Linked DNA regions of Homo sapiens: region 2 is linked to region 1. A link is a loop called in an ENCODE intact Hi-C map of the cell type or tissue named here. Cell type or tissue: CD14-positive monocyte. All regions are shown on one strand. Links, peaks and the distances in the headings refer to the core of each region. The heading gives the core; the rest is flanking DNA.

What was found. A loop is a pair of places that touch in the nucleus more often than their neighbours do. Peaks named below come from ENCODE experiments on the same cell type or tissue, not always from the same donor. Only the 100,000 strongest peaks of a DNase experiment are listed, where the experiment ranks them.
Region 2: a loop joins it to region 1, with 9 times the contacts of the local background. A loop is called at or near these places in 1 of 110 quality-filtered maps.

What each region holds. Positions count from the first base shown.
Region 1 is chr9:134,474,902-134,477,705 of GRCh38, forward strand. The region is part of intron 1 of LOC105376311 (a long non-coding RNA gene); the gene reads left to right. Among named protein-coding and RNA genes, the nearest start is that of MIR4669, 97 kb to the left of the region's middle. RefSeq lists an enhancer at 640-1,141. In CD14-positive monocyte, for the core only: no CTCF peak of the experiment used is centred there; a DNase peak (open chromatin) is centred at 1,560; H3K4me3 peaks cover 917 bases; H3K27ac peaks cover 1,674 bases.
Region 2 is chr9:134,905,962-134,908,765 of GRCh38, forward strand. It overlaps FCN1 (ficolin 1), which reads right to left. Exons shown (of 9, transcript NM_002003.5): 9 at 1-2,804. Among named protein-coding and RNA genes, the nearest start is that of FCN1, 11 kb to the right of the region's middle. In CD14-positive monocyte, for the core only: no CTCF peak of the experiment used is centred there; no DNase peak of the experiment used is centred there; H3K4me3 peaks cover 194 bases; H3K27ac peaks cover 856 bases.

The DNA of each region.
Region 1 (2,804 bases), core at 73-2,572:
TGCTCCATCCCTAGCCCCTGCCTCACTCCCTCCCACACCCCAGGAGCCCCTCTGTCCAGGTGCAACTGCCTGGGCCTCGTGGCAGTTGGCTTTGCCCTTGCACCTGCCTCTGGCTGGAGCCTTCTCAGAGGGCTCGAGGGGACGGTGCCCACCCATGGCTCTACACCGATCTGGCTTCTGCTCGATGCATCCTTCCTCCGGGTGCTGGGGGATGTCCCTTTGCAGAGACGTTATGTATTTTGTTCTCAGCTGTTTCCCTGGGGCCTGGGCTCACTGAGCAGGTGGAGGAAGCTGACAAAGTGTGGGTTTGGCTGCCGCCAGAAAGCCTTGCCTGGGCCTCAGGGGGCTGGGTGGGTTCCTGCTGCCTGGAGAGGCCTGGTGGGCACCCCCTGACCCTGATCGGCACCTTAGGACCCCGCTGCCCTGCTGTCTTGAGAGAACGAGGAGCAGATTCCCGGGGAAGCAGGAGGGGTTCGGGGAAGGAGCAGATCCCCGGGGAAGGAGGAGGGACCCGGACGAGAAGGGGCGCTGCACTCCACGCAGGATGTCTCTCCACCCTGAGCCTGCGGGAGGCCGGTGGCATCTGCAAACTCTGCCACGTGGACAGGCTGCACACTTCTTTCTCCAGGCGTGTTCAGGAAATGAACTTTTCCTCCTCCTTTTCTGGGCCGTGTCCCGGGAGGCGGGGCCCCAGGCTTTAGGAAGGAAGGCAGCTCTGGCCTGGCAGTCGCTGCTCAGTGAGCCCCCAGCCAGGATGGGGTGGGGGCTGTGCTGGGGCCCTGGTGGGGTCCCCCTCCCACTGGCCTCTCTGCTTGGCTCCAACTTCAGCCTGCACAAGCCGCTCCCCACTCTGCTCGTCCCAAAGCCCAGAGCCTGTGTGGGTTTGCAGAGAGCCTGGGTTTGGGGCTGCAGCCAGGACAGCCACCATTCCAGCCCCGACACATTCCAAGAGGGTTCCCTGGAAATCCCTAGAGCCCCCAGAGCTTCTCTGACACTGAGCATTAGTGCATTCTGCCCTCAGAGCTGGAGACCCCGGACCTGCAACTGGCACCAGGGCTTGCTCGTCGCATCCTCACTCTAGGCGCCAGTTCCTCACTCTAGGCCCCAGTTCCTCACTCTAGGCCCCAGTTCCTCACTCTAGGCCTCAGTTCCTCACTCTAGGCCCCAGTTCCTCACTCTAGGCCCCAGTTCCTCACTCTAGGCCCCAGTTCCTCACTCTAGGCGCCAGTTCCTCACTCTAGGCCCCAGTTCCTCACTCTAGGCCCCAGTTCCTCACTCTAGGCGCCAGTTCCTCACTCTAGGCCCCAGTTCCTCATTCTAGGTCCCAGTTCCTCACTCTAGGCCCCAGTTCCTCACTCTAGGCCTCAGTTCCTCACTCTAGGCCCCAGTTCCTCACTCTAGGCCCCAGTTCCTCACTCTAGGCCCCAGTTCCTCACTCTAGGCCCCAGTTCCTCATTCTAGGTCCCAGTTCCTCACTCTAGGCCCCAGTTCCTCACTCTAGACCCCAGTTCCTCACTCTAAGCCTCAGTCCTTCACTCTAGGCGCCAGTTCCTCACTCTAGGCCCCAGTTCCTCACTCTAGGTCTCAGTTCCTCACTCTAAGCCTCAGTCCTTCACTCTAGGCCTCAGTTTGCCCATCTTTGTGAAGAGCAAGGTGGCCCTGAGACGGGTATCCACAAGCTGTGTGGGTTAAGATACAGGCTTTAGTGTTGGATGGCTGAGGGTCTGGGTTCCAGTGTGGCCAAGTCGGCCTGAGCCTGTTTCCCTGCCTATCAATAGGTGGATGAGAGGCCACACGGAGCCTGGCACCGCTGGGAAGGGCTGCTGTAGCCACTTCACCCACCCAGCGCTCCCGAGTTGCCTTCTCTGGGGTGTTCTAGAGACTGCTGGCCAGAGGACTTCATGGAGCCTTGAGCTCAGCCCTCCCAGCCTCCAGATGGTGATAAATACATTTCTGTTCTTTATAAATTGCCCGGTCTGGGGGTAGTTTTCTTTTATCGTGGCTCAAATGGACTAAGACAGAAGGGAAAGAAGAAGCCAGATTGGGTGGAAAAGGCGGCTGCATAGTGGTGCAGGCCTCATAAGGCCTAGTCCAGCCCTCTGGGGACCCCCAGAAAAGTGTCCTGCACCTCACTGCGTCCTGCCTGTTGGTGTCCTGCGGCACACGGCCGTGGCTCACCTACAGAGCGTGGGAAGGGGCATGACCTAGGGTGCGGAGGAGCTGCCAGCTGGAGGCTGTGTGCTAGCCACTCCCCGGGGCCGGGTGACAGGTCCCTCCTGAAGGGAAACCAGGGCAGCCGTCCCTGTGCCAACCACAGCAGGTCCTATGGAGAGGCCGGACCGATCACTCTTGGGAAGGCGGGCCCCACACTCTCATTTTATAGGTATTGAAACTGAGGTCAGACGGTGTGAAAGGGGCTTTTCCAAGGACCGGCCAGCAGCCATGTGGTGGACGGGGATGGAACTCAGTGGGGCTGGAGCCCTGTTTCTGGTCTGTCCTCCCGTGGGCAGCTGCTCAATGCAGCAGGTTGCGACGTCTATTTTGTTTGCCACTGTAGCCATGTCTGGGAATGGCTTAGCCATTTCTATTTTGAGCACCAACTGTGTGCCAGGCTGATGATTTTCCCAGAGAGGGGCTGGATGCATGCACAGCCTGGTCATTCTCACCAAGCTCCTGCCAGCTCTGCCACCAAGGAAACACCTGGCACTTGCAGCCGGCGCCTTCCGCAGGCTCCTGCACCCACAGCAACTCCAGCTGGGATTCTCTAAGCCTCCAGGGGCCAGGGCTTACCAGATGAGCTGCTG
Region 2 (2,804 bases), core at 91-2,590, 430 kb after region 1:
CCTCTTTCTCCTTCTTCTTCTTCTTCTTTTTATTTTTATTTTTTTTTTGAGGCGGAATCTCGCTCTGTTCCCCAGGCTGGAGTGCAGTGGCACGATCTCAGCTCACTGCAACCTCCACCTCCCGGGATCAAGCGATTTCTGGCGGAGTTTTGTATTTTTAGTAGAGAGGAGGTTTCATCATGTTGGCCAGGCTGGTCTTGAACTCCTGATCTCAAGTGATCCACCCACTTCAGCCTCCTAAAGTGCTAGGATTACAGGCGTGAGCCACTGTGCCCAGCCTGCTTTGCTTCTTAAAATTAATGTTCAGTTTCTGAAAGCTACAAATTCAAAAACTCAATTCATCCTGAATATTTTAAGTTTGGCTTACAGTTCTTGTTTTTCTATTTATAAGACCTGCAAATCTTAAGAGTCACCTTTTTAGAGCTTTTGGATACCATAAATTTAGTTCTTTAAATAACTTCAAACATTTAAAATTGCAATAAGAAGTGGAATACACTCAAATTTCTCCTGCGGCATTTCAGCTGTCTAATGAGAAAACCCTCCTTAGCACTAATTAATCTTTAAAAATCTAATAATTTAACTTAAATCTTAAGAAATCTAATAATTTAACTTAGAAATGCAATGAGCTCAAAGTCTCTTAAATATGCCAATACCGTGTATAAACGCACTAAGATTTCCATGTAATATTACAAGATGATTTTGATTAGTTAGTTCCACATTTTATATTGGATTTGTGAGATTCTTCATAATAGGCCAAATTATTTAAACATTACAAGACTGTGAAAAATCAAACCTGTCCAGATTCCTTAATACAAAAGGCATATTTTGGCCAGGCACAGTGTCTCACGCCTGTAATCTCAGCAATTTGGGAGGCAGAGGCGGGTGGATCACTTGAGGTCGGGAGTTCAAGACCAGCCTGGCCAACACGGCGAAACCCCATCTCTACTAAAAATACAAAAAAATTGCTGGGCATGGTTGTGTGTGCCTGTGATCCCAGCTACTTGGGAGGCTGAAGCATGAGAATCTCTTGAACCTGGGAGGTGGAGATTGCAGTGAGCTGAGATCACGCCACTGCACTCCAGCCTGGGTGGCAGAGTAAAACTCTGTCTCAAAAAACAAACTAAAAGGCATATTTCTATGGCTATTTTATATTTATATTAATCATATTTATATTTTATATTTATACTAATCATTTCTAGACTTAAAGCTAAGTCTTCCTAGGTTGTAAAAATGCTTACCTACTGAGGGACGAAAGTACTATCCCAATAGTGGATTTTGTGATGGACTAGAGATTGTGGCAGGGGCGTAGTAGGGTCTGGTCAGCCCCCAATGGGCTACAAGGACCTCTCCTTACAGGTATTGAGTCAAGAACACTGGGCATCAGTGGAGGATGTGCCTGTAGCTCATGTTCCTGGATCCAAGCATGTGCAGTTTCTTTATAAGTAGTTTTTAAATTGTGGAACATAACATGTACTCAAAAGTGTATAAAGCAAAAGTACAGCTTAATTATTTTCATCACTAGTTAACAAACATCCTTACAATCACCACCTGGGTCAAGAAACAGAGCATTGCCAGAACCCCAGAGGCTTGTCCCTGTCCCTTCCCAGTCACCATGTGGTCCCACCCTCAAATACAATCACTTTCTTATTTTTCCTGTATACATTTACCACCTAAATATGCATCCAAAATACCATTGGCTACTTTTGCTTTTGAAAAACTTTATCTACAATGGAATCCATAGCACATACCCTCTTGAACAGGCTCCTTTTGCTGCCATGTTTGTGAGACTCATGCTCCTTGTGTGTAGGTGTCACTGTGTAATTGTCATGGCTGTATGGCGTTCTACCCAATGGCTATCCTTGCATTTTTTAACATCCATTCTCTTCCTGATGGGTATGTCGGCTGATTCCAGTTTGGTGCTATGGTGAGTATTTGGCTGTAAAGATTCCTGGCCATGCTCCCTGGTACACATGACGGCCATATCCAGGCCCTGATGTGGGACTGGCAGGTTAGAGGACTGTGTGTCTTCTTCTCCAACAGTTGATGCCAAGCCATTTTCCAGGTTGGTTCCATCAATTCGCATTGTTACTAGCAGTGTATGCAAATCTCCCTCCCACAGTCACCTTTGACACTGGTGCTATCCATCTTTCTAACTTCTGAGGCTCAGATGAGGGTGCCGCAGTGACTCCTTTGGGTGCTGATTTGCATTTCTCTGGTAAGTGAAAAGTGGAGCACTTTTTGATAAATACCTTGCTCCCCTGCATGTCATCTTCTGTGAAGTGTCTGTTCACATCTCATACCTTTTTTTATTTAACTGAGCTGCTCTAATTCTTTTATTATTTGCAGGAATTCTTTCAGGTATAAGCCTGTGATTTATTTATTTTTGTATAAGGCATGGTAGGCAGAATAATTCCCTGCCCCCACCACTGCCCCGCCAAAAATGTCCTGCCCTAATACACACAAAGTCAGAGCCTGCAAATACCTTCCATGGCAAAAGAGACTTTGCTGATGTGGTTAGGGATAGAGACCTGGACATGGGAGAGGATCCCAGATCATCCAGGTAGGCCTAGTCTAATCCCATGAGTCTCAGGAGTGGAGACCCTGTCCCATGGGGCTTGGGGGGAGAGGGGACAACGGATGAAGGGTCAGAGAGATGTGGTGCTGCTGGCTTTGGGGTTGGGGGAAGGAGTCCGGGCCAATGAATGCCAGTGACCCCTGGGGCTGGAAAAGGCAAGGAAGCAGGTTCTCCCCTAGAACCCTGGAAGGAGCCACCACTGCTGAGTCCTGCCTGCTGGCCCAGTAAG